Linked DNA regions of Mus musculus: all the other regions are linked to region 4. Evidence: chromatin loops called from intact Hi-C (ENCODE). Cell type or tissue: heart. All regions are shown on one strand. Each heading gives the region's core, and the rest is flanking DNA. Links, peaks and the distances in the headings are about the cores only. Region 1 overlaps Pbx1 (pre B cell leukemia homeobox 1). Region 2 holds the start of Pbx1 (pre B cell leukemia homeobox 1). Region 3 overlaps Pbx1 (pre B cell leukemia homeobox 1). Region 4 overlaps Pbx1 (pre B cell leukemia homeobox 1). Region 5 overlaps Pbx1 (pre B cell leukemia homeobox 1). Region 6 overlaps Pbx1 (pre B cell leukemia homeobox 1).

Region 1 (5,283 bases), core at 538-4,537, 92 kb after region 4:
TCCTTTCACACAAACAAATAAACACACACACACAAACACACACACACCAAGTAGATGGCATTTAAAGTTATTTATTTGAATGGCAATAATGACTAGTTTTGATTTGGAAAGTTAATGTCATTGAACCGCTGGTCAAGGTCTTGGGGGGCTATAGCATTTTAGCTACAATACCCTCCTTATTCTCTCTGATTAGCAGCAGCACGTGTTTGAGAGGCAGCTGGCTAAGGTGAAAGGTTAATTTCGTGGCCTTGAATCTCAGTCCAGTGAACAGACGCCAATGGGGGCTGGACCTCATCACCTCGTTCTCATTAGCTCTACCCAAGTGAGCTTAGGAGCCGAAGAAAAGAGCCTTAGTCACCATCACAAAGGGAACTGGAACTATATCATCACCAACACAGAACCAGTGGGCTCTACCTCATATGTTGAAGAAGTCACAAAAAAAAATTAATGAAGGTAAACTATTTTATCCTATCAGGAAAGCTGGACTCTTGGGAGGTTTTATAATCAAGGCCTTGGGATCCGGCCTCCAAGAGATCAAGTTCCAAGTTCATCTTTTAACAGCTATACAGTCTCGAATTTAACAGATTACCTACTTGAATCTCAGTCTCAAAACTCTATCAATAACAATAAAGATACCCCATTCCTCAAAGGTTTTGATGAGGATGCAAGGAAACGATGTTTGCCAATGAACTTAGCACTGTGCCTATCCCAGGATAAGAACCAATAACACTCATAATTACCCATTTATTGACCTGTTTACTTATTCATGTATGTAGTTAGTTACTTATTTGGGGGGAGGGCTGGGACCTGGATTTCAGGGCCTTCCGCATGCTTCCCAAAGATTTCTCCCACTGACCTCCACTCTTAGTCTTCTTTCAATTTGGTATTTTGAGACAAGATCTTAACTGAGCTGCTTAGACTAGCCTTTGCTCTGTAACTCAGGTAGTCCTTGAATTCAACAATCCCCCTGCCTCCGCTTCCCAAGTAGCAAGGATTATCAGTCTGTGTACCAGGACTGACTATATTGCTATATTTAAAGGAACCGAATCATGTCAAGAATAAAGTAGGTAGCATTAGCAAAATCATCATCATCATCATCTTCTTCTTCTTCTTCTTCTTCTTCTTCTTCTTCTTCTTCTTCTCTCTCTCTCTCTCTCTCTCTCTCTCTCTCTCTCTCTCTCTCTCTCTCTCTTATTATTTTTATTTTGTAATTCATGAAAAAAACATGTGCTTCTTAAACCTTTACTGAAAAATCTCAGTGTGAGGCTGAGACGACTTTGGTCAGGTTTCCATCCTTTGCAGAGATTTCTAAATTGAGAACTTCGATGTCTGCAAAACATGATTCAGCTAACTAAACTTATTTTATTGGTACACTCCCAGGAATACCTTTCTCAGAGGAGATACACCCAACACGGCACTTAATCCTTGCAAGGTATTATTATGTAGCCTAATTTTTTCCTATCAAAACCAAAATAAAGATCGGAAGATGAGGTTCCCAACCACACATCAGAGGAGACAGATGAAGAGTGGAGAAGTCTTGGAGGCAGAGAAAAACCTCAGGAGGCACAGGAGATAATACATGAGGAGCCCAAGGACACTGACAGGAATGGTATGACTTCTGGCCTTGGCATTGCTGCTGCCCGACCTGTTCATACATGGTAGCAGCCCAAATTTGTAGGGCAGCCATTTAAAGGCTACTAGGAAACTCTCAGCAGCAGCTCTAAGGCCTGAATGGAAAGAGTCAAAAATTCTCTTTTTCATCCTTCCCCCCTGGGCTCTCATCTTTGGAGATTGCCATGGTGACCACCTAGAAGGCATCTTAGTAACCAATACCCATATCCTTTGCCTTTCCAGATGCCTGGCTCTTAAGCTCCAAGACTCTTTTAGGCATGTGGGGCCAAAGGTAGCCAAATTCCAAAGCCAACAGTGCTAGACATGCCCTCTCTCCCTCCCTCTCCTACTTCACCCCCTCCTCTGGTGACAGGCCACCTGTAATTGTCTCTTTGGTCTGACTTATTGGTGATGTGCATAATCCAATGCTGCTACTAACTGAGTCCTTGCCCAGAACACACACACACACACACACACACACTTTAGTGACTTTGGCCATGTCTAGTGACTGCTTCCCAGGGCCATCGCATCAATCCAATCAATGCTGGAACAGCTGGCTCTTAATAACACTGGATTAAACAAATCGATTACAGAAAGGTCAATTTGGTACCTAACATTTAGAATGTAGGGACCTGAGCATTTGGCATCTGTTGGGGACCAGTGCCATATAAGGTCAGGAATCTTACTCCGGAGTAGAATTCCTTACCTGAACAAAGGAAATATTGATCCTGAAAAAAAATAGTCATGGCTTTAATGTTCTTATATTTACTTGCATGAAGAAAACTGAATGAGGGGCAAAGATAGCACACACACTGTTTTAAAAATTCCTCGTGGTTGTGTGTGTATATAATACTGCATTCAACAAGACCAAGGTAAGAGGATCAAACTCCACGCATTTGTATTATAGTCAGAAAGGGGCCACCGGTTGGAAAGAACCGTGTCCACACATGTCCTTTGACCTCCTGAGAAGTGAAAACGGTTGAGACATCTCGGGAGATGCTCACAGTCCACCTGACATGTCATGCAAAGGAAGCCTGAGCCTCCAGTTGGCTCTGCCCCCTGGAAACCTGCTTGTCATTACCATGTGTGCTGTGAGAAGCCCAGCCGAATGCTGTAAAATGTGTGGAGCCCATGTTTTATGAGCTGCCTCCACAGTTCAGAGGGTGAAAACAGGCAGAGGGAAGCGGGATCGCAGACCCATCATCGGCCAGTTGGCAGACATCAAGATGCAGGCAGGAAGTCAGCCAATGCTACAAGTCACATGTCAACAGAAGTGAGGGAATGGGGTGGGGGCGGGGGTGAGCACAGGGGGAAGGAGTGAGAAAGAGAGATTGGGGGATGGACAGGACAACAGGACCACGTAGCAAGCAAAGGGAGGTATCTGTGGGCTGACCTGCTGCGGCCCGTGAACCCTGAGCACAGAAGGAATCACAGCCAGTTAGGGAAGAGCTGCCATCAGTGTCCTCATTTTAGACTCCTTGAGCCTCTGCCATAAAAGGAGGTGTGTCCTTGGTTAGGACATGTAATGCACTGTAAAATGAGAACGGTTGAACCACTGGTCCATAAAACAACAAAAGCAGCCCCACAGGGCTTTTACAAATTTACACACGCACACACACACACACACACACACACACACACACACACACACACAGACACACACAGAGAAGGGACGGGACCACACTTCTCAACAGGGAACACCTCAAGTCTAGGAATCAAATGCCCAGGTACTGCTAGGCATGGGCTGGACTGTGCTTGGCTTCAGATCGGTCATCCCACCAGACTGCCATCTCTTGAGTATATGGGAGTCTTCTAGTCAGATCCTACTTTATCAGCAAGACACCAAGGCCTGACAGATCCCCTAAAAATCACCTCTCTGGTTCCAAGTGCTTTAAGGGGTCTATCTTGTGGCAGGCTTAAATGGAGTGTGCTTTAGGGAAATCCTGCCTTTCACTCAAAATTGGTCAAGTCCTAAAGTGGGGTTTGAGTTCCGCATTTTCTTCCCTGCTTTCCCTAGAGATGGAGACGGGGAAGATATTTGCATTGTATCCACTAATTATGCATACTAGTTTATTTATTTAAACAAACAAACAAACAACAAGACCCATGCATAGCATGAGCTAGGTAACTAGCACTGTGCTGACAGCTGTGTCTCGTCCCTGCCCCCCCCGCCCCCGCCCCAGGGGAGAGTCAGAGCTCGCCTACACAGCGATCATAAAAACAGAGTGTGCACACCTTAGGACACAGACACACAGACCCTGCTCTGGGGATCCCAGGATGATCCTGGAGGGAGTTAAGCATAGCTTTACTGCAATCCTGACATTTGAGCAGGTGGCTGTGGAAGCTCACTAGGCTGCACCGAGCCACGGGAATGCACATGAAGCAAAGGACACTGTGCAAAGGCTAAGAGTCCACCAAGGGTGTGACCTGCTCCCAGAAGAAGGACAAGTTCAAAAGTGGTTGGGTTTTGGATTCAGTCCAGCCTGGTGTTTGAAATACATGTCTAAGAGATGGCCCTGATGGCGTGCCTACACATATGGTTATAAAACATTACACTTTGAAATGTGGAGCATAAGGCTTGAATGAGGGCCCCACCTACATCTTCTAGATGCTGAGAAACTAGCGCACAGGGTTCCTGTTGTTTGTTTTGCTTTGTTTTACCAATTTGCATTTCTTTAAGGTAGAAAGAAAAAAAATGCTTGAAATATTATCTATATATCTACATACACATGTATGCCAGGATATCTACATCGAAAGGTTTCTTTAAGGAAAGTCTCATGTGGTATTTCCTACATGCCAGGCACTGCTATAAACACACTGTGTTTATTAGATACATTTGATCTGCCCAGTAATCCAGTAAGGTAAAGTCTTTCTTGTTCCTCATACCTAACCCATCAGGCAGAGAAGTATCAAATAACTTGCCAGAGTTAATCAGCCAGTTAACATCGGGGTCAGGACTAGAAAATGAAGACTCTGTGGCCAGTGTTCCTCGCCACCACTCTCACCCACCTCCTCAGGAGACCCTGGTACCAAGGTCACTCCTGGAAGGGAGACCCTGACAGAGACGGAAGCGCCATGACCTTTCACCTTTCGCCTTTTCCACCCTCGGAGCAGGTGGTGGGAGTGGGTGGGCGGGCAGGGGGGTGCTCCTGGGGAATGCCATGCAGACATTCCTTATAGAACACTCTGTGCCTTTTGATTCCAAAGAAACAAATGGTAAGCTCAGAGACATGGAGCTGTGCTGAGTGCTTTTATAGTCACAGGTACTGAGCACAGAAAGGTAGAGGGGAGGCAGAAGGAGGAGACCACAGGCCAGGTCAGAAATGTGGTCCCTCAGACCCACCACAGGGTAACCTCCCCAGGGACCCCTTTCATTCCCAGTTCAGTTCAACTCCTAAAGCCACTGAGGCTGGAAATTAGGATCTCAGCAAGACAGCACAGTCCAGGGCAGCTCCCAAGGCTGCATTTGCAAACAGTAGGTGGCTGGGAGCCTTAAGAGCCAAGAAGGAAAACACCTCACCCTTCACCCACACTAGAGAGATCAAGACCCCACCTACTCCCACCCCCACTCCTCGTTCCCACCGGCTTGAACTAGGAGCCCACATATTAATTATACCATGCCATGGTTCATTTCAGCAAAAACCAACTATCATCCTCCTGACCTGGGGGGTT
Region 2 (5,283 bases), core at 132-4,131, 140 kb after region 4:
TGTGTTTGTTTGTTTGTTTATTTTGAGTGGGGAGTGAGGAAAAAAAGACCAAATAATTATTATTATTATTATTATTATTATTACGGAAGGGTAAGTGAAGAAGAAAAAAAAATCAAACTTGCTGAATTAGCTTAGGAGTCAGCGGGATCTGCAAATAAAGTGTTCTTGGGACATTTTTTTTTATTTTGTCATGTTCCGAAGTCCCTCAACTACCGAAGGCATGGAATGCGGCTCGGAACTTGACAATTCTGCCTCCTTCATACACTTTTTTAAAGCTGTAAAAAAGTGCCGAGGGCCGCTTTCGGATTAGTTGGCAGTATTTTCGGCGTGGCTGCGTGTTTTTGTGCATTCATACAAATACCTCTAACAGACACACTCGCACAACATCTATCTACACACAGCCATATCTCAGCACGGGCGATCACACTTTCGATAACAACGCTTCTTTAAATTTTACTCCTCCGCCATAGAGTTGTTTGTCAAAATGAGAAAAGAAACAACATTTTAGAAGAAAGCGCTGTGGTGATTCGGTTCCCATTGTTTCCCCCTGCGAGAGGGAGGGAAAAAAAAAAAAACAAGAAAGGCAAAGAAAAGCCTCCATCTCACCTGGCCTGCGCTTCATCCAAACTCTGGTCTGTGATGGTCATAATTTGCTGTAAAATGTCCCCGATGTCCTGCTTCCTCCCGCCCTCCCCCTCGGTCCCTCCGGCCCCATCCTGCAAGTGCTGGGACAGGCCGGGGTGTCCGGCCATCCCGACCCCAGCGTGGGAATGCATCAGCCTCGGCTGCTCGTCCATCTCTGAAGGCTCCGGCAGCCCCGGCTCTTCCTCTTCGGCTCCTCGGATCGGCGCCTGGGAAGCACCGAGGCTTTTTATCCTTCAAGCTGTCTTCAAATCCTTTTCAGGATAAACAGGGACCAGGGTTTTAAAAAAAGAAGAAGAAGACCAAAAGGGGAAAAAAAAAATCTCTTTGCCTCTTTAGAGGATGGTGGGAGGATGGGGAGGGGGAGGGGGGCGTGAAGGGGTTGCGGGGTGAGGGTGGGGATAAGGGCTGGTGGGGAAGGGTGTTGACTCCAAAAAAGCAAGAAAAATAAACCACCTTCCCACTTGGCGAAAAGAAATCAGAGCCGCCTTTGGGTTTTTCAGTCCGATCTCCTTTGCAAGGCAGAAATGGGCTCCCGGCGCTTAAATCTGTGGCTTAATCCTTTTGCAAATATGCATTGATCGGGAGAAAGGAGAGGAAGGCAGGGGGATTGCAATGCAAACTTTCCCCCCCACCCCCCGCTGCCCCCCACCCCCACTCCGGGCCAGAGTGATCTCAAAGGGGGTGGGCTGTAGCAGAAGCCAGATCACCCCCAGCCGTGGCGGCAGGCAAAGCCCAAGCTCTTTCCTCCTCCGTGTCTCTGCAAACTCCAGCAGCCCCGTCAGCCTCCTGCTTTTGTTTAGCCCAGGCTCAGGACTCCAGAAACATATACAGAAAAACCACAGCCTGAGAGGAGGAGGAGGAGGAGGAGGAGAAGGAGGAGGAGGAGGTGGAGGAGGAGAAGGAGGAGGAGGAGGAGAAGGAGGAGGAGGAGGAGAAGGAGGAGAGGGGAGGGGGCCGAGGGAAGGGGGGAGGGAGCGGAGAGGCCAGGAGGCGGGGGTCAGAGGAGGGAGGAGGGCTCTTGAGCCCCGCCCCCTTCTATGATTGGCTAGTCCTGAAAGTGGGCTCCTCCTCCCCCTACTTTCCACCCAGCGTCTCCTCCTCGGCCTCCTTCAGCTCCTCCTAGCCCGGGAGTCTTGTCAATCAGAGTTCAGAGGTGGGCCGGGAAGGAGGCGGAGCTATGACCCAGTCTCCAGTTCTTAAAGGCGCAGAGAGACCTTAGCTTCAGCTCTTGTCTGCTTCTCTTAGGCTCCGTCCTTGAGGGAAACGTGGCTCCACTTAAACGCAAGACTGTAAAATTAACACGAAAGCACACAGACGGTGTGGATCCCTCCGCCCCACCCCTCGTTCGTCTACGCGGTGACGCTGCGGTAGTAAACTTGATTCTCTGAAATCCTTAGACCTCAGGGAAACTGTTGAAAGCAAAACTTTGTTATATGACGTAGTTAGTAAATAAAATCGGGCTGCTAAGATAATGAATAATAGATCAAAGTCTAGGTAGTGGATAATTTGCAAATCCTCAACTCTATGCCAGCAAAGAGAATATAAATTGTCATTTTTGTGGCATAAACAGTAGCTGAAGTGTGGACTTTGAGGAATAAAACTCGAGAAAAATACTAATAAATAAGTTTACCAAAAAAACCGAATTCAACATTTCTCTTCCCCCTGAGGGAAGTTGGTTATTTGGCTTAAACACTTAATAAGGGATTGCATTATCACAGTCTGGTTCTAGTTTTTAATATAGTCTAATAAGCATTAATAACAGGGAGAAGAAGGAAACTGACATTTATTGAATGCCTACTATGCACAAAGTAATTTACTTGAGTTATTGTATTTAATCCCCAAGACATCTCTGTGAATTATGGATTATTATTCTCATTTCACAGAGAGGAAACTCAAAAAGGTTAAAGAATTTGTTCAAAGTCCATAGTTATAAAGTATCAAAGCTAGAATTCATACCCAAGTTTGGGTGGATTCTTAGCAGGCCTCACACTTAACAGCTCCATGTGAATGTGGTAAAAGTTACTTGCATGTCTGTTGCTTGTCTAGCTTGCAAACAGACTTAAGACTTAGAAGAACAGATCTTAAAACAAGAAGGCTGGGATTAGAAGTAAAAGGAAGTAAATGAATTAAGAGAAGCCAATAAGGAGTTAGAGCCGGGGTAAATCCACACATTTACCTTTATTTTCCTTTATTCCAACCAACAGTAGAACCTGATTGGGCACTTGGTCTGAATACCCATAAGATAAAATAACACTCTCGTCATTTAGAAAAATTCTGGACTTCTTGGGACTATTCTTCTGTGTAGCCATCAACCCTTTTCTGGCGTAGATATAGTGCCAAAGGAGCCACTGCCAGCCTCAGTGGCACCAATCAGCAGAATGGGAAGCAGCCACCTAGCCAAGCACTTGGAGATCCTCAAATAGAATTTTATCTTTTTCATCAATCATTATGCAAACATTTGGCAAGATAAGGGGCCCTGAGGGAAGCACTTCAAAGCAGCTCTTAGCATGCTCATTGGCACCACTGGTAAAAGGGCATGCAATAATGCGTATTAACTGTACTGACAAATCCATATTACTTAATAAAAATGGCTTTATTCACACACATATCTCAACTTGTAAACTCTTGGTTTAATCAACACTTATCAGAAGTTGAGTAAAACTATGTACTTAAGTCACATGTCAATCTCGGCCCATGTGGGCCAAGACATAAATCCCTTGTCTCTTACAACATGAGGTAGGAGCAGAGCCTATAAAGAAATCAGTTTTGAAGCAATTGGTTCTGAGTCGTGAATCTCATAAAGTGTTGCCAGGTCAAGTATTAAGAGAGGTATCAGTAATACCATAAGATCATTATCATTGAGGCTCAATTTTGCTATGGGAATTAAGGATGTGTACAATATTAATAGAACAAATAACTAATATTTATTGCTTACCATGGTATTTTTCCTGTTCAAGGTACTTAGGTCACTACAACTCATTGGTCTCAATTCTTATGCTTTAAACTGTGACTCTATACTGTTGCCCAAATAAATTACAATATAAATAATCGGTACACTAGAAAAAGCACACACTGCAGAAGAGATGAAAGAAAGTGAAGATCCACTTAGAGTAAGCGCAAGTGGGCTTTGAGGCAGTTTGAAGGACAGATTGGTTCTGGAAGGCGGGCGGGGTTCACAGAGGCTTCAGGGTGTGGACACAGTGGAACTAACTTTAAGGAGGTGTGACTGCCCAGGCAGCGTTGTGCTTTCTCCCATGGAAAACTGAGGTCACATGAGTGACTGCTTCAAGCATGGGAGCAGGAGGCATGGCTAGTTATACAGTTGTCCAAAACTAGCAGGTCAATGACTCAGGCTGCACAAATCGTCTGAGAAGGGGAGACCAGGTTAAATCCCATCAGCCAAAAGGCAATAGAAACCGGAAGGCAAGGACAAGGTTGAGATGGTATCAGGATGGTACCACTGTGAGAGCCGACTTGGTGTGAGGGAGAAAGATAAAGGAAATGGCTTCCAGTGTGGAATAGTGCAGCATTGATACAGTCATAATTATAGCTGTGGATACAATGTATCCGGGGCTGATACATTAGCACTTCATTTGACTCGTTTAACACCCAATTTAAACACCTTCCTAGTCTATGGTAAAGAAGCAAACTTCCTTAAATTCCTAGACAAGTACAGACTAGCATCACTCAGTGACTGGCTAGGATTTAGTCCATCCTTCTGTGGATGTTTTGTTGTATGGACATGGATTGTACTGAACGTACGAAACTGTTCTGTCACTAGATTGTACGATTTTGTGTGAACATCTCTATATCCTGCCTTCTGACCTTATTTTTTAATGCAAATAAAGGAAGTCAAAGGGAGAAAACACCTTAGGTGAAATAAAATGTCTAGGCTTACATTAGGGAAGTTATAAAAGTAGGTTCTGAGGAAAAAAAAATCCTACGTGCAATTTCTCAACTTTATGAAGCATAACAGAAGATGGATACTAGTTTTTATTCCTTTCTTATCTGGACAATATTTTCCTTATAATCTCGCTGTTCTATAAATGTGTGCTGGAAGAATTCATAACTCTGGTGACCATGCTGAACATCAGAGGAGCTGAGGCCTGCTGAGTCCTGCTTTCCGGATGTGAGTCACTATCAAAATTTTACCAAGTAACAAAGCAGCTTTCTCTTCGTCTAACCTAATTCTAATGCGCCACAGAGTCATCCCACCATGCTGACCTCTGTGGCAAGACTAGGTGACACTACGGGTTCTCTTTCAAACTTCTTCAAACATAGTAGGACACAGTTCTCTTCACTGAAGGGAAAAGAACATGGTGTGGGGCATGAGTGAAAGGACCCCACTCCATTTCCTGGTAAACGAGGACTTGGATCTGTTGGCATGTTCAGAGACAGATTCACAACCACACACATGGTTCTATTTTCTAAGAAATACCTTTTTAAATTTTTTATTCAGGATTAGTTCCCAGACTGTCAATGGCTCATTAGAAGTAGCTACTGAATGATAGTCAATATACTATCAATGTTAGGACTAAACGGCCAACAGTTCAGACCCTGGAATGCCAATCAAAGGTGTAGGGAAGCATTGATGCTTTACATCATCATGGTCATTGTCATATTCTTTAAGGCATTGGG
Region 3 (5,283 bases), core at 1,283-5,282, 140 kb after region 4:
TTATTAAATATTGCAGATCTTTTTTCCTCCTTCAGAAAATCAACATGTTTGACTTTTTTCTCCTATTCTTCAGTCCCAAGAAACCCATTTTCCAGCCCACGTAGACACAGGCAAAATGCAGCCTATCGCTAACATGTAAAAGGACAAGTGACAGTTCTTTAAAAGGAAATTTGATTGTAAATGACCCAAATTCTGTATTTAAAGCAGCTATGGTCCCAGACTGACGATACAGCTGGAAGGCACATCTGTAAAGTTTGTTGCCGTGGCTCTCAACAGGGTCTGCATGAGGCTGAGCGCAAGCTGTAACCTGAATATTTTGTTGGCATTTTATTTTTTACCTTAGCGTTTATATTTTAAAAGCATAAAGTATCAAAATAAACACTTCCCCACACTCAAAAGCAAAACACTCAAGTTCATCTACTTTTCAAAAATCCCAAAGTAATTTCTGACTTAAATACCCATCAATCAACTATAATTCAGTCCGTGCAGCCTGCCTTAGGTATCATGCACGTGTTTTTTGTTTTTGTTTTTTAAATACCAAAAAGGTTGATCAGGCATCTCTGTAAGTTTTCCTATTTACCTCAATCTTCCAACTAAATCAATAAAACCCAAGAAACAAAAGCAGCAGCAAGCCAACACAACACACCACACACACACACACACACACACACACACACACACACACACACACACACACACCCCAGCTCCTGGCCAGAGTACACAGATCTGCTCTACCCTGAATGGCCTCAGCAAGGCCACTTGTTCAGTGCTGTGGGCCTTGATAGTCCCAATAAGAAAAGTTCCAGGACAGCACAGAAGCATGTGACCTGGTCTTTTAGACCACCTTTTTTTTTTTACTAGTTTTGGAAAAAGAGAGGGAAACAGACAGACAGACAGACAGACAGACAGACAGAAACGGGCACTGAAATGAAAGACTTGTGCAACTTTCCAGACACTTTGCATTCATTACCCCAGGGCATCAAAGGCATGAAGATACACAGGCAGCCCAGATCCTGAACACAGAAATCACACGGTTCTTAGTAATAAAAGCTGATTTTAAACACAGTACTGTCTGCTCTACCACTGACACCTCCGTCTGTTCCCTCTCTCCAGCCTCCCAACACTCAACTGGAAGAATAAAAGCGAGTTCCTGCTCCCCCGAGTCAGGAATCCTCTCCATAGAATCTTGTTTTGTACCCCTCTTCACACAGGAACCATCACTAATTACATTACTTCATAAGCTATCCTTTAAGGCATCCTGTATCAATAACACATAAAACTTCAAATAATATTATTTTTAAGACTCCAACCATATTCATATTGACAATAATTTAAAAAAACAACAACAACAACCAACAAACAGATTAATATCTTCCAACCATAAGAACATCATTTTGGCCAATTCGACAATTTCTCCCCACTTCCACCCCACCCCCGGCACCGTAGCCAATATTAATCATGGGCGAAGTCTTCACTGCGCACCTGAATCGGACCTCTTTTCACAGCCACCCACTTTGATCTACACTACCTCAGCAGGTTTTAATTAGGAGATGAGAATTGAACACTTGGGCCATGATGTACAAGTCGGTGACCTCAGTGGTACCCTTCCCAATAAAAATACAGAATACAGTATCTTTAAAGAGAAACTCTCCTTCTGTCCCTTTAGTTCCGATTCCTTCTTATTGTGACTCTACATTTCATGAACCGAGATTAGAAAACAAAACAAAACTCCAACTTGATGAGAAACAAAACCCGCCATTCAAAGTGAATAACCACAGAAGACTTCAAACGAGAAGGAAAATTAGGAGAGAAGGAGACACATAGGCACACGAGCCCCCGGCTTCCTTCTCTGAGCTAATAGAAAGAAGGAAAGAAAGAAAATAACAAGACAAAATAACAAGAAAAACCTAAGAGGCACACTGAGGAAGAGCTCCTTTGATATCGGTATGCACAATCAATACATCTCTCAAAAGGCGCCTCTCATGGCTAAAACGACGCAATTATCAGCTCTGCAATAAGGTTAGGTCCTGGCACAGGCACCTGGATGATTCAGAGGTCTGGGAAGCCTGTCTCAGGTGCTTTGTCTGCGTGTTCCATCCCCTACAAGCACCATCCAACAAAGGAACTATTTACTAATTTCACAGACATTTGAAAGACCTGAGTAATTGCATATTCAATCAACAGTGACCCCTTGAAAAGATTCTTTTTTTTCTTAACAGAGAAATCCAGAGAGACATTTAGAGAGACCTTTAAAAGGAGAGACGTAAGGAAAGCCACCTTCCGCAGCCTCCCCCCTTCCCATGTGTAACTATCAATGTATATCAACCGAGCATGCAATCATATCTATTGTCACTTTCATTTATGTCATGCCCTTGCTTATATGGTTTAGATATGAATTATTGACTGTTATACACCTTGTTGTAAAAAATAAATAAATATACGGGATGGCAGGTACTTTGCCCGGCTTTAAAGTGGGCGAGAAAGTCAGAGACCAGCAGCCGCTCCCTGTCTGCATGCACCCCCCCAGTCCCTCTTTATGCCCTGGCGTTAGATCGCCTTCCCCACCCTTTCTTCTTACAAGGGAGCGATTTAACCCACTTTGGAAAATTAAGGACCAAGATAAAGAAACAAGAGGACAGTTGCTAAGTGGCCTTTCTCCGCACATCTGTTGTTTAAGAACACCTCTGATTGATGACTGCGATTTTTTAATTGTTGCTTTAAAATTTAAATGCCCTCCTGGGATGTGTTATAAGTGTGTTAGTCTATGATATGAGGCTCAGAAAGTAGCAAAACAAGAGAGGGAATGATCTCTGGATAACATAGTGCCCTAAATCTAAAGAGGGTCGGTCCCTGCTAGAAAAACCAGAGGCCATTCAAAAGCCCGTTCACCTAATATTGAATTGGACATTCCACAAAGGTATTCCAAGACACTCTTTTGAGAACCTCAAGTTGGTGACTCTGTGTAAATACAAAGAACAAAGTGGCCAAAAAAGAAAGGAAACAACAGCTTAGCTCTTACTCCCCTGCCCAACAGCAGGGGTGAGAGATGGGGGTCAGTCATTGTAGACAAAAATCTATTTCTTCAGGAAATGGATTTTTACATTTGTATTTTTCCCCCAAAGGCATATCATTCTATAAATTTCCCGTCCAAACCTCTGCCTTAGCCCCAATTTCAAAAAGAGTTGGGGCCAGATTTAAAGACAACATACTGCTTGAAAGCGGCTGTCAAAGCTGTTTCCCTTTAGAGAAAGCAGCCATGGACTTCCCTGGTAGCGCTTGCATTCTAAAACACTAAGGTCCCAAGAACAGCAGAGGAGCTGCAGGCTCAGCGGGTTTAACTAGCCAAAGAAAAAGGCCCAAAGGTTGGAGTTTTCATTCCTACCTGTTTTTTCTTTGATTTCACACAACACATTAAACAAGGCAGGCTTCATTCTGTGGCAGTTTAAAGCATGTTTTCTGCAAGAAAAAACAAAACAAAAACAAAAAACAAACACAACAGCTTAGGTGGACACTCAAGATCAAACTGATAAGGTACAGAGGGGACCTCAACACTTAGCCAAAAAAAAAAAAAAAATATACACCAAGCCTAACTCTATGGCATGCTTCAGTTGTTTTTATGACTTAATATACAAAGTCCCACCATAGCAAAAGAAGCAATGGTAATTAGCAGTGAGGGTAGGGATTTAACTACAGAGCAGAAATAACCTAAATTATGCCCATTAGGGAAAGGGTTTTTCTTTTCATCTTTCTTTCTTTCTCCCCTCCACCCCTTAGTAAGTGGTTAAAACCAAAGTGGAATTCTTCAACCAAGAATCCTACCCAAGACAATGAATGCATCAAGGCCAAATGCCTAGGTTAACAGTTCTGTATAATCTCTGTAAGGGCCATAGCCTAGGAGCTGTGCCTCTCCCTCTGTGTGTCTGTGTGTGCGCGTGTGTTTTCAAATTTAATTCATCCATGTGTTCGAATTCATTCTGCAGACGCCCTGTCTTCTCATAAACATAAGATGCTTGAAAGGTCTTGTGAGTAGAACTGTCAATTTATAAAATTTCAGTCCCCAAGTTAAAGAGTATGGAAATGCATTGCCAGGGGGCAAACATACCCAGATGGGGAATAAATTCATTTCTCTGTGTTCACATTATGGCTCTTGTGCGCACACGGCTTATTTGCAGGTGTTGAAATTCAATTATTTACAATTAGGACCTTGCACCCACTGGGGAAAAAATAAATACAATTTTGCCTTTTAGATTAGTGATTTACCTGTGGTTGTGCATGTTTGTACTGGGAATGCACTTGAGGGACAGAACAATGCCCTTCCTTCTAGTTTACTATAGACTCACTTAGCAGAATGATATTGTTTTGGAAACAAAATACTGATGTTATCAGCTACTAGCTAAGGGAATTCTGTTTACTAACTAAATGTATGTGTAAAGATAAGCAGAAACCCCCGGGCACTCAAAACACATTCAATTCTTTTTCAATCAGTTTTAAAGTTAAAAAACAAAACAAACCAAAAGAAAAAACAAAACAAAACAAAACAAAAAAAAACAAAAAAACAAAAAAAAACAAAAACAAAACCCCACATCCTCCAGAGAGGCAGGGATCGCATCACAAACATGCTCTGTACAATTGTAACAGGGGAATAGTAAACTCGAAATTCAAACCGTACATACACACAGCATCTAAAATAGTTATGGCTTACTTTCTGAATTAACAAATATGCACTTCAAATGTAGAACTAGTAAGAAAGAAAAAGAGCTTAATAGTCTAAGTAGTTACATTTTTTCAAGAAAAAAAAAAGGTGGGGGGTTAGCAACCTAGTTCTCAGAAGGGGTTAAAAAACAGAATGTTCAATGTATTTAAGATCTTTTCTGGGTCTTTAAAAATACTTCCCACTAGTCTTTTTTTTTTTTTTTTTTTTTCACACACAGGCCCAAATGCAAAGAATTGGCAGCTCATCTAGAAGCTTTGCCTCCCCACGCTACACAAATGGGGTTAGAGAGAGACAACTGGATTTTTCCCCATCCCCAAACTGCATCTGATCTTTCTCAGCATCTAGGCCATTAAAGGGGATACCCGCTGAGAAGAGTTTGTCGTCAGTTTCACAAAAAAGAGAGAGCAGAAAAGTAGTGAGGACCCACGTTCACTGGCCTCTTCCACTTCAAGAACTTGTGATCAAGCCAGTTGATCAGTGGTGTCTGAGTGTATTTTTCTGGAACAATGTTATGGAGGAATCTGTTCCAATTCAAGAGAGAGTTGCCAGTGGGGAGCCTCTCGTTTGTC
Region 4 (5,283 bases), core at 657-4,656:
AGACAGAGGGTGCAACTCCAACACCCAGAACAGATTCTTGGAGCAGCTAAAGAAGCCTTGACCTCTGCAAGGGAAAGCTTCAACCTCAAGGTTTGCAGACCCATAAGGCCACTAGGCTCTCCCAAGTCGTCATGGTCAAGACACTCCAACAACAACAAATGACACAATCTGATGCTGGGAACCAGCCCTCTGCAGTTTAGGACTGTCTCCTTCCACTGCTACTACCAAAACCCTCATCTTTTTCTCCTGTTTCTACTGAAGACACAAGGATTGGATGGCTGTGCACTTGCATGTGACTTAGGAAAACCTTATAGGAAAGGAGTCACCACTTGTGAAGCCTAATTAAAAGTCATATATCCACTCATTGGTTCACAGCCTCTACAGTCAATGTTTACCGGATAGTTCTGTGTGCAGAACTGGGTAAGCTAGGTGCCTCGGGAAACATGGAGATGGGTGGTATAGTCCCATCTCAGGAGAAACTGAAAGAAAAATTCAATGGGAAAATTACAATGCTTACTTTACAGATGAACAAAAAGTGTCATGGACACAGTCGAGGGATTCATTTTAAAGGCTTCATTCTATTATGAAATCATAATATAAAATCATCAAAAAGATGAGAAAGCAGAGAACTAGAACATAAAATATCTTAGTTTGGGTTGAGATTGGCCTGGGCCAGTCCAGGCCCCTGCCATGAGGCTGAGCCTCTTCATCCTTCCATCTCTAGGATGGCGAAATTCCATCGCTTTGTGAGCAAGAAGGTTTGCTAACTAGAACTGAAGACCTAAGTCTCCGGATCATAGGCGTGAGTTAGAATTATTATTTGGAGAATGTAAGGCCTGTGGAGAACATTAGGAAAGCTGTTCCATTCCGAGAGTCCCGAGGTCTTTCCTCATGTATAATACTCGGGTCCAACCTGAACATGTCCTCCTCTGTACATACGACAACTGCCACTTCTGACACCTTTACAATAATGACAAGGAAAGCTGGTGTCCTATCTCCAGGTCCTAAGTCTTCTACTCAGTACCATAACACAGGGTAATAAGGACCTGCCAAGGCTATGTAGGTAAGGTAACCCACCTATGCTGATGCAACAGATACAGCTGTAAACACCTCTTCATGACGGGTGTATTCGACAACAGGCTCTCCACTGATAGCACGCAAACCCTCTCCCAGCTTAGCTTTCAGTTACTATGAATTTTCTCTGAGAACCTAAGTTCCCTGTATTGAGTAAACTGGTGATGCTGAATTGCTAATAAAAAATGACTTATATCAATAGTAGCACTAATTTCCAAAGAGAACAATACAGAGTAATACAGGGAAAAAAAAGAGTTTGAACTTTTAAAACCAGACCATTTAATAACTCTATCCCACTGACTCTGAACTAAGATAATGGAGGATGCTGGCCCCTAAACTGCCAAGTGATGGGGTCATATTGTAGCTTGTGAGCTGCAAGATCATCCATGCAGAGATCCGACAGAAGGCCTGGGACTGAATCCTTTTGTATTTATCTGATTTTTTTCCTTCCCCTTCCTCCTCTGACACTGTCATTTGTCCTCTCTACTTTTATTTTTGGGTCCAAGAGACACAGGTGGTTCTTATTCCAAGCTGTAGGAGAGATTCTGCTATTGAAAGATTAATGAATAAAGAGAGCCTTGTAAATAGATTAGCATGATAATGGTCATAATACTCTCTGCTGCCTTCTGTGCCTACTTTGGTCTGTGTGCCCTGAAAGTGCCTCCCCTCCCCCAAGCTCGGGACCCTTTTCCCCTCTTTCCCACCACTCAGTTCTCCTATTTGAATCCTAGAAAGACAAAGTGACTCCTGAAACAGGCAGCTGGGGAGAGAGAGAGAGAGAGAGAGAGAGAGAGAGAGAGAGAGAGAGAGAGAGAGAGAGAGAGAGAGAGAGAGAGAGGGAGGGAAGAAGGAATGGGGAGGACAGAGATGGAAGGAATCAGACAGACACAATGGAGAATGGAGAATACTTAAAAATCTGTTTCATTTAAAGATGAGGGGATTTGCAAAGAGGGTAAGGACAAAGAAAATGCCAGACCTCACTGTTTGGGGGCTGGGCATATAGCTAAGTAGTAGTGTGTTGGTCTAATGTACACGAGGCTCTGGCTTTGAGTCTCAGCATTGCAATTACAGAAACAACAATAAAAAAACATATATAACACTACCAGGATTCCTGTTTTATGTATTGCTCACCACACTGTATTTCCTCTTTTTTGCTTTAATCTGGAAGGAAAAGCTAGCTACAGACTTGGCTTGTAGGGGCAAGTTCAAGGGGGCTTTTCCATGAAAGATTTACTAAGAATCTGAAATTGGCTCCTCTCGGAGAACTTACAACCCCTCCCCGAGGTTATGAATATGGAATGAGCGGGATGCCTTGAGCCGCATTGAGTATCAGAACGAGCTGAGAATGTCTGTGTCCCTACTTCTTAATCCTAATTCCGTGTCTGGTCTTTGCACGAGTGGGGATGTGTGTGACTTTCAAGGAAAGGTCCCTCTAGAGAGATGCTGTGAAGATTTCCAGGCAGTGTGGATTGAGTCAGAAAAGCCACATCATCCCGCCACTGGGGAGAGTCTGGAAGAATAGACTCGCAGAACCTCGGCACCTAGGCTTGTCTGCCAGGATGGAAACTCCAACCACAGCAGAAGCCGCTGAGCTGAACAGGCAAAGAGCCCACACACCAGGCCAGGAAACACAGCCGCTTCCCTTCCTTTGTCTCCAAAGACCTGCTTGCCTTTTCCCTCATTTGAAGAGAGCCCAGAGCACCAGGAGCCAGGCTGACCCTCTGCCTCCCTGTGTTGATTAACATCCCCTCCACCTCACACCGACCCCCATCGGGGCACACATTACCACCCACCCCACCTCCTTCCTCTGTGCCTTCTGCTATCAACCGGGAAAAGGGAATCTAAAAATAAAGCCGGGGCCAGAGTGTGTACCACTCGATTGGGCTCCTGTGTTCACAGCTCTGCTTATTTTGGCCTATCTCTCCCCAGCGATAAGGCCGCTAACAGCCTGTTATCAGCCAGTCGGTGAAAATGTGCTCCAGCCTGATTAGGCCTTAGTCTTTGCCAAGGTTATAAACAGCCGTTATCGTTTTCCCGAACAGAATAATCCGGACAGTATCAGCTCAGAAACATATGGACCACACAGAGAAGATAGCCGCTGACGGACACTTCATTTTAATTGTAACGAGTGGGTCGCAGCAGCCCGCAGACAGGCAGAGCTGCCCGATTGGCAGCAGGGGTCTCCTCTTCTCTCTCTTTTTTTTAATCCCTTCTTCTTTCCCTAGGTCCCAACGCCCAAGCTACTGATATTCTGGGTGGCATAATGAACTGGGCCCTACCCCAGATGTCACCAGTCACCAAGAATGACCTTTCCCTAAAAGGCAGATGGGGCTTTTCTGATTTTACTCTATAGAAGAAGGAAAAAAAAATCGTCACAAGGGAACCCATACAGTTCTCTGTTCCTCAGCCTCCCAATTTGGTGGCCCACTTCAACCTGGCTCACCTCCTCTGACCCCCCTCACACCAGGTGTCCATAAGGCCCACTCCCACCTCCCTGTTTTTAAATACCAGGGCCTTCATGGGCTAAACCTGAATGTCTCTGAAGAATTCACAGCCTTCCCTCCGCCTTCCCAGTGCAGACATTTATTAGCCACGGCCGAGTGTGAGGTGGAAGTGTTGCGTCTGGAAGGCTGGGGTCAAAGGTCGGTCGCACTGTCTGTCTCCAGGCCTGCACAGAATTCTTGATGGCAGAGATCTCAGCTCTTGCATGAAGCCAGCAGCCACTGTGCTCTTCCCCTGGAGTGATGAGTTTTTTTACTTCCCCCTTTGCATGACATTTGACGCAAAGTGGAGAGCAGGGGGCTGAAGAACATGGAAGCACAGGCCATAGCTAAAGGGTCCAGAGAGCAGGTGCACCTCGCCTCGCCACTAGGCTCCCTTCAGGGCCTCACTGTTATTGTGCTACATCTCACACCTGGCTGGCCAGATGGGGTCACTGAGAACAGGTGGGGCTCTAAGGCAGATAAGCACCCTACCTTGCACCAGCTGGCCACGTTGGTTCTTTTTCCTGCATTCAAACCTCAAGTAACTAAAGATCTTCCAGTGGCTTTTCCTTTGCTGACATACTTTCCCAGTTTCCTCTCCACCTCCCCAAGTATCTTGTCCATCTTATCAGAAAAAGCAAGCAGCACCTCTCACTAACAGTTCACAGACTCGGTGCATTCAGTAGACTGGAGAAGTTTTCCCCAGATGAAGCTCAGCTCCTGGTGGCTTTCTAAGAAGTACAAACAGGTTAGAATCACAGAGGCCATAAAGACAAAGCTGTGTGTTCACGAAGAATTCCAAAAAGCTAGCACAAGCTTCCTGTCTCTTATCTGGGCTTCAGTTTCCCAATCTGCTGAGATAGGATGATATTACTTTGCCCTGGAAGAAATATTAGCAAGACCCAGCAAGCTCTGAGCATTGACGAATGAGCCATGTTGGTTTAGCCGTGATATAAACGTACTCGTGTGATCCTCAAAATAATTTTGGGATTCATTTGGAGGCAGCCTGATGGCTGTTGAATCCCTGTAATTCCAGAGTGTCTCTGTTCCCCTACACCCCACATCCAGGCACCACCCTTATGCCATGCTTCTAGAGGTATGTGACCAACTCATCTACCCACTCCACATCCACTCAGTCCCTCAGGACACATGGAACACTCTGGCCCTGAGACACTAGTGGCCTTTCAGTGTCAAGTGAAAGTTGAGTTGCTGATAATGTTCTTGCAAATACATCATATTCAAACGGGAAAGAAGGCATACTGGTAACGGTTGAAGTGAGCCCGAGGCACATTTTTGTTTTAATTCTTTTTTATTTTTCCCATGGCTGTTGAACACCTGCATTTGTGCTACCACTTTCCCGACAAAATAGAGCTCAGATGGCTTTGCAAACTCGCTAAGGGGCTGGCCAGTGGACCATGCAAGCTGAGGCAGTGCTCCACACACGCCATCCTGGTGGTCTTAGCTCAGTGCCCTGACAGCTTCTCAAGGTTATGAAGGTCTTTCCTAAATTGTCACTAGTATCTGAAACTATCTGGGGAACATGGGAGCCCCTTGTCAGATAGCAGGTGGTGCTCAGCAGCAGCTGATTCAAACTACAGTGTTTCCCTTCCTTTTTCTAGTCTACTTTCTGTTTCAGTGAACCCAGATTTGCTCCTTCACAGAAGGGTTTTTTTGTTGTTGTTTATTTGTTGTTGTTGTTTTGATATGGTTTTTTCCCCCTCCAAAG
Region 5 (5,283 bases), core at 459-4,458, 72 kb before region 4:
TCTTCCCAGGACAAGATTTCAAGATACTAGTACAACAACAACAACAACAAAACAAACAAACTGAGGTATTTGGATTCACTGACCCGGAAATTGTTCAGCTAGTCAGTTAAAAAAAAAATGCCGCCAGCTTTAAAGAAATAAGCGATACGGCTAACAGAAGTGACACTTCCTATTTATGGCTTGAAGTCAGTACTCTGGTGAGCTGGATACAAAATGCTTATTTAAAAGCTCCTTTTTATCTCTCTAGCACCATGCAAGACTCAAATGAACCTTTCACTGGGACACCAGAGATGTTAACACTCGTCCTCCAAGATCCAATTTCAACCAGCCGAGCTGTTACCTAATCCTGCAGCCATCACATATGATCAGGTTCCCGCCTCCCTGATGGGTGCCCAGCACCCCCTCCCTCCTTCCTTTCCCTCTCCTGCCCAACAGCTTTCCCTGAAACTGAGCTTTAAGAGTCCCCTTGCCTGTGCATGCTGGTCATACAGGGTCCCAACAGCCCCACTGGCTGTACATAACACCAAGATATTTATCCTTGTTAGCTAATAATTCTTAAAGGGGTTTCCTACTCACAAATCACTGCCTCCCATTCCAATCACGACAGAGACCAGTCACGACAGGTAAGTGATTTATACAGAGGTTGTCACAGCCTTCAGAAAACACCTGAAGTCACATCAGCTGCTATCACTTGCCCTAGGGTTAATCCGGTGCTAAAACTCCAGCGATAAGGAGACTGTCACAGCCTGATTGGAGCAGCCCTCACAACTGGCCTCCTGCTGTTCATTCTTTATTTATTTTCTTCACACAAGGAGAAAAACAAACCAAACCCAAAGGCACATTCAAGAGAGCCAGTGGGAGGTCTGTGCAAAGGATTGTTTTGTCCTTGGCTGAGCAACACAGCTCCAGAGTCGCTCCTGGCTGATGCCCACTAGAGGGCACTCTCTCCCCACCGAGGACTTGTTTAAAGAAGGGTCCCATAGCTACCAACATCTCCATGGAGCTGGGGAATTGGGATCTACTCCGATTTGAGATTCCCAAATGTGGGCAGACAGGGAGGAGGGCATATTAGCAGAAGGCATTGTTTCAGGCTATGGAGTGAAGCTTGAGACTCGCTCAGCTGAGCAAGATAAAGAGATGGTTGGAGAAGGGACATAAGACTTAGGGAAGGCTTGAGGAAGTCTCTTCATGGTTTCAAGGTACCAAGGCAGAAGAAGGTGCCAAGCCCAAGCCAGGCAGAGCTCTGAAGCCAGTGGAGAAAGAAGTAACCTGCCCTTGTACTTCTAGAAAGTGAAACCATTCATCCGCTGGGACCCTTTGTGCACATTGAATTGTGTCACCTGATGACAGAAAGCACACGCTCTGCTAGCACACTTACAGATTATAAAGGTACAGAAACTTGGCTAAAACAAGGCAGGCTCCTGCCACCAAGATCGAGAGCTCCTGGAAGCCAGTGGTGACATGGTGATCTCCCATGATCTCCCGGATCATGTATTATGCACCTCTTCGGGTCTTTTCAGCGCTCTTGTGCACAGCAGCCAAGTAGGATGTAGAACTATGGCGTCTTAGGCATCTGTGTCCTGCCACAGCTGGTTCCTGACACGTGCCCCACCCTCCGGTTGTAAGTTGTACAGAGAGAACACGTTTGCTCTCCCGTCTCTTCCAGTGCCCATTTCCCAAAACTCAGATCTGCCTTTCATATGTGGCCATTCTAAACAAGCAATGCTATGCTGACATTAAGGCAATGGCTCTCTGTGTGAGGGAGAGTCACCCAAGCACAGGACTGGTATCTGTGAAGGGTTCCCCCGAGGCCTAAGAGTACACCAAACTGCTTTAAGCTTTGTAGAACACCTCCCCCCTTCCCAACCCCTTACTCCTCCACCCCGACCTTTCAGGTTCTGTCATTTCCTTACAGGCATAACCATCCACAAACCGGTGGACACTTCTCCAGCTGGAAAATGACTGTGCTATGAACTGATTCTTCTAAACAGTGTCGGGACCCACATCTTCCATTCCTTAGTAGCCTGAAGCTTGGGGTTGTACTTATAGGCGCTCTTCCCCCGAAGTGCTCAAGCCTCTTCCGTCTTTGATGGAAAAGCTGTCTGGGTGAGTTATTTTAAAGAGTCGTCTATCAAGTAAATGGAAATGATTAACCATTTGATTCCCCCAGTTTCACAATCCAGCATTACAGGCAGCTGCCAGACAACGGTTGATGGATAGGCTCCAGAGAGCCCAGTACTGACGGAACTCAGACCTTAGAGGACCAAGCGGGAATCTTCCTGGCTGCTGGCCTAGAATGGCCTCTTCAGAGGGTTCCAGTGCACAGAATCTATAAATCTGGGACTCACTCTGATACTCAGTATTGTCCCCTTAGAATCACACAGGGCTTCGTTCAGGGTCAAAAGCCTCCTAAAGTGATACCACTTGGTGTGAAGACAAGATATCTTTCAATCCTTCCAATATTTTTCTTGGCTTATTAGCAATCAGGTATGCATAAACAGCATATGATATCAGAAAGGGACTTGTAAACTTCCTTCCAGCAACGAGACAGTAAGATCTTTAAGGATTTCAGTGCAAGCATCTTTATGGAGTGTTTCTTAAGGTATCAAGGCCGCACTGATTTTTCAAAGGGCGCTCTAGCCAGGACCTGGAAAGTGCAGTCATTTCTTCCCACTTGGCTCAGAGCCACAGCACGTGGAGCTGTGGGTGAAGTTTCTAAGGCAGGGGATGACAACAAAAACACAGGACACTCTTGGGATGGTTTTACTATTTTGAGCATTTCTGTTTAGGGATTTTTCTTTAGAGACACAGCAAGTTCTTCTTTTCTCTGGGCTAGCTTTCGGCCCTTCTGGTCACAGGGCTTGTACTTCTCAGGGGATGTGCGGGCATGGATGGATCCTATTCACACGTTCCCTGCTTGGCACACCGAGTCTCCCCGGGCCAGCTGGCAGAGAGAAAGTGAATGCACTGGGCAACAGGCGCCTGCATTTCTGGATGGGTGCCGGCTGTCTGAGTGACGGACTTATAGATCTTAATAGCTAAAGCTTGTATGGCGGCTCGGGAAACCCCCTTTGTCCCAAGAAAAGCTGCAGAAGTCGGGGGGTTGGGGCATGACTTCATACTGCCTCTGCCTTCAGATCCATGTATTTAAGACATCTGAGGAAAGGGAATGAGGCCCGGGAGAGGGCCAGGGTAGGGTGTGTAAGGCCTGGACTGCACATGGGAACTCATGACGTGGGAAAGCATCCCTACTTAGTTATACATAAGAAGCATGGGAAGTGTGGAGCCAGTGGCTGGAGGATACTGCACACCCCATGGAGAGGAAGGCTTCTTTCTACAACAGCACCTTCTACACCAGCTCACTACTGAAAGCAGGAGGGGTTTCTTGATGGTCTCTTGCCTTAAACTGAAAAGGTTTTGTGGATTAAAGTCTCCATAAGATGCCCAGAGCATTGCCTGGTTCTTGCTAGGGCATGATACGTTTCTCAACCCCACCACCAAGTTCTAACAGCCAAGAGAACAGACGTGTACATTCGGGCTTCTCTTCCCTCAGGTCTATAACACGGCATGAGGAACCATGAGAAAGTACACTGAGATAGAAGGGGGATATCTCCATGCTAACCCACATTATAGACTCTCACTGTGTGACTTTGCCTCTTAGTTTCATTTTCCTCATCAACAAATAAGTAGTGATAATATTAATTTGCCACCATTCTGATTATAAATAAAATAACGTTATTATTGTTATTTATGATGATGATGGTGATGACAGTTTTTTTTTTCTTTTGAGACAGAGTCCCTCTACATAGCCCTGGCTGTCCTGGAACTCACTCTGTAGACCAGGAGGACCTTGAACTCACCTCTTCCCAGAATTAAGGACATATTATCACCTGGTCCAACACATGATTATTATTTACTAAAGTATAATCCAGTGTTTGGTACATGGAGGGTTCCTCTGAGGCTCAGACCTGTTATTACATCACTCCTAAGGTGAAGGCTGGAAGATCATAACTTCAATATCACCCTCAGCTACAAAGCAAGTAGGAGGCTCCCCTGCACTGCGTGAGACACTGCCTTCAGGAGGCTGGTATGCTGGTAAAGAACTAGAAATGATCGTCTTAAGAGTCTGGTGTCTGGTTCGTGTATGTTACAAATCTGTAACAACGAAAGAACCAGCATAAGCCAGTGAGTGCGCTACATACAAAGGCACGGATACACACATATAACTACATACACATACAACTCGTGTGCTTCTGAGCAAGGCCTGGTCAGTGATGACATCATATCCCACAAACCACTCATTCTTCAGTGCATCAAATACATTCCAATGAAGCATCTGGGTTTTCTCCCCCTTCCTGTCGTTTAGGCTCCTGTGTTACTATTCTCCTAAGCACTGTAAGGTCCCCACTGCTTTAAAAATCTTATGTGTTATTAACCTGAGGAGGAGGAGGAGAGGGCCACCTTGAGTATCGCTCTTTGGGTGCCACCCATCAGTTTTTCTTTTGAGATGGCTTCTCTGTTGCCTTCAGACTTGCAGACTGGTCTAAACTGGCCGCAGGAGCTGCCACAGGTATCTAGCCACCCATCTCCTCCTCCCGACGAGGCCTAGGTTTTGTGTGTCTGCTTTTTACATACACTCTCCATATGGTTTTCTCCCAGAGCCAGGAAGCATCTGTGTCCTCCCAGCCAGCCAGGGCTCACACTGGATGCCTCCGCCACGCCCAAAGGCTGGGAGACCCTCGGGAACCATTCAACTCGGAAGTAACCTCACCTTATGTCAGACAAGCTAGCCTGGAAGTCTCCCCTTTAGTGGTTGCTTTCAAAGTTCCATTAAAAATACATAAATTCTAGTTAGAAGAGAGCAAAGACTCTATTCATATGCCGAGGTTTAGGAAAGCAGGCTTCAGCTTTAAATTTGGGTAAGATTCGGCCCTCCTCTGCTAGGGCATGGAGGAACTCAATATTTAAAACATTAAAACCAGCTGCTATTGCTGGGGATGTGGCACGTGCAGTCTCACCTTATGGATGTCAATGCTTAGGATAACAAATATCCGCCTGGAGCCAAGGAAACTTTCCTGACCATATTCACAAACTAAAGAGTAGCAGGGATATTTTTTTCTCCAACATTTTTTGTTGTTGTTGTTTGTTTGTTTGTTTTGTTTTTGTTTTTTCGAGACAGGGTTTCTCTATATAGCCCTGGTTGTCCTGGAACTCACTCTGTAGACCAGGCTGGCCTCTCCGCAATTTTCTTAACGGGGTCATCATTACTAAGTTGCTCACTTG
Region 6 (5,283 bases), core at 835-4,834, 56 kb before region 4:
GGGTACAGCAGCTCTTAAAAAGCCACAGAATGTGAAAAGAAGCCAAGAACAACCAAGAACTGCCTTCATAATAAGTTAAACTAATCTGGCCACGCAATGGCTTTGATAGAGAGCTCGGGCTAAGGCTGGTGCTCTGAAGTAGATGTGATCACATCTGAGAAATCTGATCCTGCCTAGGAGACACTTCCTGGTCCTGAGCCAGCAGGCCACTCCTTCTCCTGATGGGCTCAACCACTTATCATCATCATCATCCTGGCACTGTGTGTGTGTGACACTGTCTGTCTGTCTGTCTGTCTGTCTGTCTGTCTGTCTTTGTGTCTGTGTGTGTGTGTGCTTGCTCAGACCACCAACCAGCCATGGCAGACATCACAGAGCCTTGCGTTTCAGGCTTTAGTCAATTATGTCTACACAAAAGCATTTGGGCAAGGCTACGAAATTCCCCCACTGCTCCATCTCTTCTGAAGTTGCAGACGTGTGGTCCAGGGAGTGAACACAAGTGCTCAGAGTTCAGTGCCAAGCCCCAGTCAAAGTTTTGTACGTTGATCTGTAATTGCAGCAGCAGGGGTCACTCTGCAATGGAGTAAGTATGTGGACTTTGTAAAATCAGCCATAGCTCTTGCCTTTAAGGCATCTAGTGAGGTTTATAGCCATGCTCTAGAATATCAGTTCTCAACCTATGGGTCAAGACCTCTTAGGGGTATCAAATGGCCCTTTTATAGGGGTTGCCTAAGACCATTAAAAAAATTAACCCATAGATATTTACATCATGATTCAGAATAGTAGCAAAATTACAGTTATGAGGTAGCAACAAAAATAATTCTATGGTTGGGGTCACATGAGGTATTAAAGGGTTACAGCACTAGGAAGGTTGAGGACCACTGCCCTTAGAAGTCCTCTGAAATTTATTCTCCTAGCTGACATCTTATGAGGTCATATCAAACAAGTATATAAAGTGGCTAGGTAAAGTAGGTAATTGATATCACCTCTTTGACTAGAACTTAAGGTGTCTAAGAGGCTTTAAACTCTGTGTGTGTGTGTGTGTGTGTGTGTGTGTGTGTGTGTGTGTGTGTTTTCAATACAGACTAAAATGAAATGTGCTGTTTAACCCCAAGGCTCATGGCAAAGAACCAGGCAGGGAAAATTCTGTTTCAGTTATCCACTGTGGTGGGAGCCTTGCTGAGAAAGAATGTTGCTGTTGGGTTTCCTACCTGTGGATAAAATGGATTTCACAGATTTTTGGATGAGAGGGATCAGGTGACTTCCCGGGGATGTATTAAATGGCCTTTTGAATTCTGGCGAGGAGATCCTGCGCCCCATACTCTTGGGATATGACCCAGACAGGAATCCAGCTCTATCCTCTCTTACCAAGCGCTCTGATTTCTGCATTCCATTCTTCTTCCCTCATGGTCTCCCAGCCCCCCTTCCGGCCTGGAGGCCCAATCCCCATCTCAGGCAGGCAGGGCTGGCAGGGGCAGATGGGTAATTTTCCCTTTCAGCTTTAATGGCTGCTATTAACAATAAGTTGCCCTGCCCTACTAATGGCTCAACTTTCAGCTTTTCCTCTGATTGCCTGTGAGTAACACTGTGTCACATGAGCTGTGTTTAACAGAGGTGTAATAAATGCCAAAGAAGAAATATTACCCAAAATAAAAAATAGTTTGTCCCAGTGTGGCCAGGAGCTCAAGACTCCCAATGACTCTCATTTCAGCTTCCAAAGCATTTCCATTTGCATTCCTTTTTTTTTTAAGGGTCTCTGGGGGCTTTAAGAAAGCTGTTTTAGGAGAAAATCCAGAAAGACTGTAGCGAATGTCAAGTGCAGGGAGTCTTGTGTTCAAGACAACAGACAGAGCAACAACAAGGGAAGCTCTAAGTCAGGAGGAGAGAGGCAGATATGAAAGAAAGGCCATTTATTATTACAAACAAGGCAGTCTCCCTTCCTTTTTGTGGTCAGAACATCAGGTCTGGCTACCAGGGAACAGATTCAGAGATATTAGGCTAAAGAATCTCCCAATCACCCCCCCCACACACACAGACAGACAGACAGACAGACAGACAGACACACACCCCCCTACCTAGTTGTGCAGAAAGACTCAAATTCTCCTTTTATTGTAAGCAAACCCTGCTCTCAGTTTGATAATAAGCAAAAACCATTCTGTTGTCTGTCTCTCAAATAGTAGCTGGTTGGAACTGTTCCATTGCCAGAGAAGAAAGCAATAAACATTGAAATCCCTTGGCAATCCCTTGGTTGAAACTGTGGGCAGGAAGTATTTCAAATCCTTACGGTGTTCAGGGAGAATGAGGAAAATGACAGAGAAAGGAAGAGGTCTCCCAGGAGGCCTGGGAATGAAGTGTGGCCATCCTGTGGAAGGGGAGCTCTTAGAGCAACAGACTAGGAGAGGGCAATTTTCTCAATCACTTTGCTGACAAGGACTGGCCAAAACGCCCAAGCAGCGGTACTCAGAACAAATGAAGGTACAGGTGCTGCGTGTGTGGCAGCCCGTGGCTCTCCCTCAAAGTTCATTGCCCTCTTCTCCTTCCTGTATCTCTCAAGCTCACAAGCACAGACAGCAAAACATTTACTGTGCATCTAACGGGAAGACAGCAAGAGATGGAAAGACACAGAGATGCTGGGTCTTGGCTTTAGAATTGCACTTGTTCAAGAAAAATCCTCTGAACCGCCAGTGTAAATAGAGAGGGTGACAAGTTTCCATTGTGACAGTAGACAATGCATCTACATCAAAACATTATGTGGTATATGATGGATACGTACAATTGTGTCTGTCAGTTAGAATGGGAGTCGCTGCAGAGAAGGGTGGGGTGGAAGCAGAATAACTGCATAACCACACTCTATGGGAGAAGATCCATCAAGAGAGTGTGGTAGCCTGGACAGGTGCAGTGCACCCTAGAGGACAGTCTGGGAAGGAAACAAGGTAGGGAGGGAAAATGGCTTTGCCCTGGCAGGTCTGACTAGAAGGAGCAAGGAGGTCAAGGCACACAGAGCACAGGAAGGGACCACTTGTGGTGGAGCGCCACATGACCCTGGTCATGTGCATATAACAATGGTTCCGATAGAGGTTCACGCCCTTGGTCTGCTACTCTTGATCTCTGGTCCTGGGCAAATCACTCTAAAGTATCCATTAAATACCAAAAGTGGGACTCATAGGGCCTTGTGGGTCAACTGCTCTATGTTTATTAAAACATACAACTGAAGCGCCAGCATTCTCTGAAAAGGCACTGAGAGCTGGGCAGCCTTCTAAAAGCATGTCGGGATGGTTTTGCTTTTCCTTGAACGAAAAGATCTCACATAATCTCATCCACATTGTGCAACATGACCCACACCCACACCAGGCTTCAGAGGCAGAGTTTCAAGTCTCATATTTTAAGAAAGTTGCTCAGAAAAGTTGAAACCAGCTCAAAGTGATAGAGTGCTCCAAGTAGAATTCTCCATGACCCGAGAGCTCAGCATGCCCCTGGCTTGTTTGCTCTAATTCAGAGCCCCGTGGACAGCCTGGCACTGTCTAGGAGTCAACCACCATTTTGTGACCTGAGACGGGAGAGTCAGATGGCAGGGAAGCAGGGAAGTGCAGGCACGCAGACACAAAGTGAAGACTTAGGCATGGTCTAGACTGTTTCACAGAGCAGGTGAAAGAGGCAGAAACTGGACGCTAGTCCCCGGTGGTAGTAGTAATATCACAAAACCTTTTCCTGTCACTCACAGACCAGTCATTCCTAAACAGTTTGCGATACAATCTCGGCCACAGATCTAAGGTTCCCATTTGGTACCTAGGCCGGAGATTCTCACAGTCAAGCTTCCTGCTTATGATGTCACTTCCATTGGCAAGGCACACACAATAACCTAATCCGATCTTACAGGGGCTCCTGACAAAAGAACTTGTTCTACTAGCTCCATTAAATAAATAACACAGAAAAAAAGGGGAAGGGAGTTGCACCCAGGTTTCTCAAGCGGGTGGAAGGCCTCTTCATCCTCTCCTATAAGTAGTATCTCTGGTTTCTAATTCTTCCCTGACGTACATGTTTTCCTGCAGTCAGAGTCAAATATGAAGCTACCTCAGGTCATATGTCATGTGTGGAGACCAGAAAATGACATAAAATCAGAGAACAGGTCTGTAGTCTGAGGCCCACAACTCATCCGTGAGGTTCTTCAGGAGCCCCTTTAAAGCCTTTAGGCAAAGCATCCAATGGGTAAGGAAGCCAAACATGTACAAGTCTAGGCGAACAGATCCACTCCCATGGACGTGAGTGGCTTTGTCAGTGAATGGGTTCTTGGCCCTAGGTGGGGACAGGTGAGACAGAGCGAGCTGGCTTGGAGTGGCAAGAGAGCTGTTCCTTTTGTGAAAGTGGTAAGCTGCTTTTCTGTTGGCTCTATGGTTCCTGCAGACCCAAGCAATGGTTCTTGGGGACTGGGGCCATCTACCAGGTAACTGTTGGGTGTTACACAATAGGAAATGGAGGAGAGAAAAATGCAAACTCATGAAGCAGTCACTAGCTTCTCTTCAGACAATGTTCATAGTAAAGACCTCCGAGAGTCTTGGCAAGGTTGGGGAGCTGAGTGACTTTGCAAGCAATGTAGCAATGTAGGCCCCTTTTTTTGTTTTGTTTTGTTTTTAGTGTTGGAAATGAGACAGAGTGGGTATTCACTTTGTTGGTGTCAAGACAGTGGGTGCAGGGAGCCAGGGTTTTGAATTCAGATTCCAAGTTCTATCTCTATGACTCTTAGCCCCAGAAGTTCTGGACAACATCACGAAGCTTGTGTCCTTCACTGTACAGCAAAACTGGCATTAACTATAGAGCCCTGCTTGTCCCAACGTACCTGAATGACACAAGCAAAATGTTAACACTTGCTCCCTTTTCAAGCCCCCTCTGACAGGGCTTAGAAATGATGGTTCAGTGCCAAACACACATGCTGTGCTCAGAGAGGGCTGAGTTGGTTTCCGCACCCATGGGAGGCAACCTATAACTTCAGCTAGGATATCTTACGCCACCTGCCTTCCAAGGGTGACTTCACACATATTCTTGGGCATACACAGACCTTTAAAAATAATAATAACTAAAGATAATATAGTTAATATAAAAATAATCAAAACCAATCTTGAAAGCATGACTCAAAGGTACCCCAGTTTAGCTTAACTCTGCTTCTTGAATGAAAGTCACTTTGCTAGGCAGGCACAGTTACTGAGGTGTCTCTGCAGGAATTCTAATACAGGAATACCAAACACTAGCACTCCCCTTAAGAAGATGCGGAGTTAAGCCTCATTCTGGTTC

The links. Hi-C counts contacts between places; a loop is a spot of excess contacts. Peaks named below come from ENCODE experiments on the same cell type or tissue, not always from the same donor. Only the 100,000 strongest peaks of a DNase experiment are listed, where the experiment ranks them.
Region 1: it touches region 4 in a loop (2.2-fold over the local background); 5 of 42 quality-filtered maps call a loop at or near these places.
Region 2: a loop joins it to region 4, with 3 times the contacts of the local background. A loop is called at or near these places in 5 of 42 quality-filtered maps.
Region 3: a loop joins it to region 4, with 3.0 times the contacts of the local background. A loop is called at or near these places in 5 of 42 quality-filtered maps.
Region 5: it touches region 4 in a loop (3-fold over the local background); 5 of 42 quality-filtered maps call a loop at or near these places.
Region 6: it touches region 4 in a loop (2.1-fold over the local background); 4 of 42 quality-filtered maps call a loop at or near these places.

The regions. Positions count from the first base shown.
Region 1 is chr1:168,377,601-168,382,883 of GRCm38, forward strand. The region is part of intron 2 of Pbx1 (pre B cell leukemia homeobox 1); the gene reads right to left. It overlaps Gm51671 (a long non-coding RNA gene), which reads left to right. Exons shown (of 2, transcript XR_003948152.1): 2 at 1-5,283. Among named protein-coding and RNA genes, the nearest start is that of Gm51671, 34 kb to the left of the region's middle. In heart, for the core only: no CTCF peak of the experiment used is centred there; a DNase peak (open chromatin) is centred at 2,921; H3K27ac peaks cover 1,840 bases.
Region 2 is chr1:168,430,708-168,435,990 of GRCm38, forward strand. It overlaps Pbx1 (pre B cell leukemia homeobox 1), which reads right to left and starts at 1,462. Exons shown (of 9, transcript NM_183355.3): 1 at 607-1,462. The coding sequence starts at 797. In heart, for the core only: no CTCF peak of the experiment used is centred there; DNase peaks (open chromatin) are centred at 774 and 1,784; H3K4me3 peaks cover 2,218 bases; H3K27ac peaks cover 2,247 bases.
Region 3 is chr1:168,424,487-168,429,769 of GRCm38, forward strand. Pbx1 (pre B cell leukemia homeobox 1) reads right to left here. Exons shown (of 9, transcript NM_183355.3): 2 at 3,383-3,456. Among named protein-coding and RNA genes, the nearest start is that of Pbx1, 5.0 kb to the right of the region's middle. In heart, for the core only: no CTCF peak of the experiment used is centred there; no DNase peak of the experiment used is centred there; H3K4me3 peaks cover 3,895 bases; H3K27ac peaks cover 2,889 bases.
Region 4 is chr1:168,285,346-168,290,628 of GRCm38, forward strand. All of the region lies in intron 2 of Pbx1 (pre B cell leukemia homeobox 1), which reads right to left. Among named protein-coding and RNA genes, the nearest start is that of Gm51671, 58 kb to the right of the region's middle. In heart, for the core only: no CTCF peak of the experiment used is centred there; DNase peaks (open chromatin) are centred at 2,846 and 3,746; H3K4me3 peaks cover 1,609 bases; H3K27ac peaks cover 4,000 bases.
Region 5 is chr1:168,213,398-168,218,680 of GRCm38, forward strand. The region is part of intron 2 of Pbx1 (pre B cell leukemia homeobox 1); the gene reads right to left. Among named protein-coding and RNA genes, the nearest start is that of Gm51671, 130 kb to the right of the region's middle. In heart, for the core only: a CTCF peak has its summit at 936 (motif pointing right); DNase peaks (open chromatin) are centred at 934 and 2,934; H3K27ac peaks cover 1,350 bases.
Region 6 is chr1:168,228,845-168,234,127 of GRCm38, forward strand. The region is part of intron 2 of Pbx1 (pre B cell leukemia homeobox 1); the gene reads right to left. Among named protein-coding and RNA genes, the nearest start is that of Gm51671, 110 kb to the right of the region's middle. In heart, for the core only: a CTCF peak has its summit at 2,903; DNase peaks (open chromatin) are centred at 3,017 and 3,467; H3K27ac peaks cover 1,145 bases.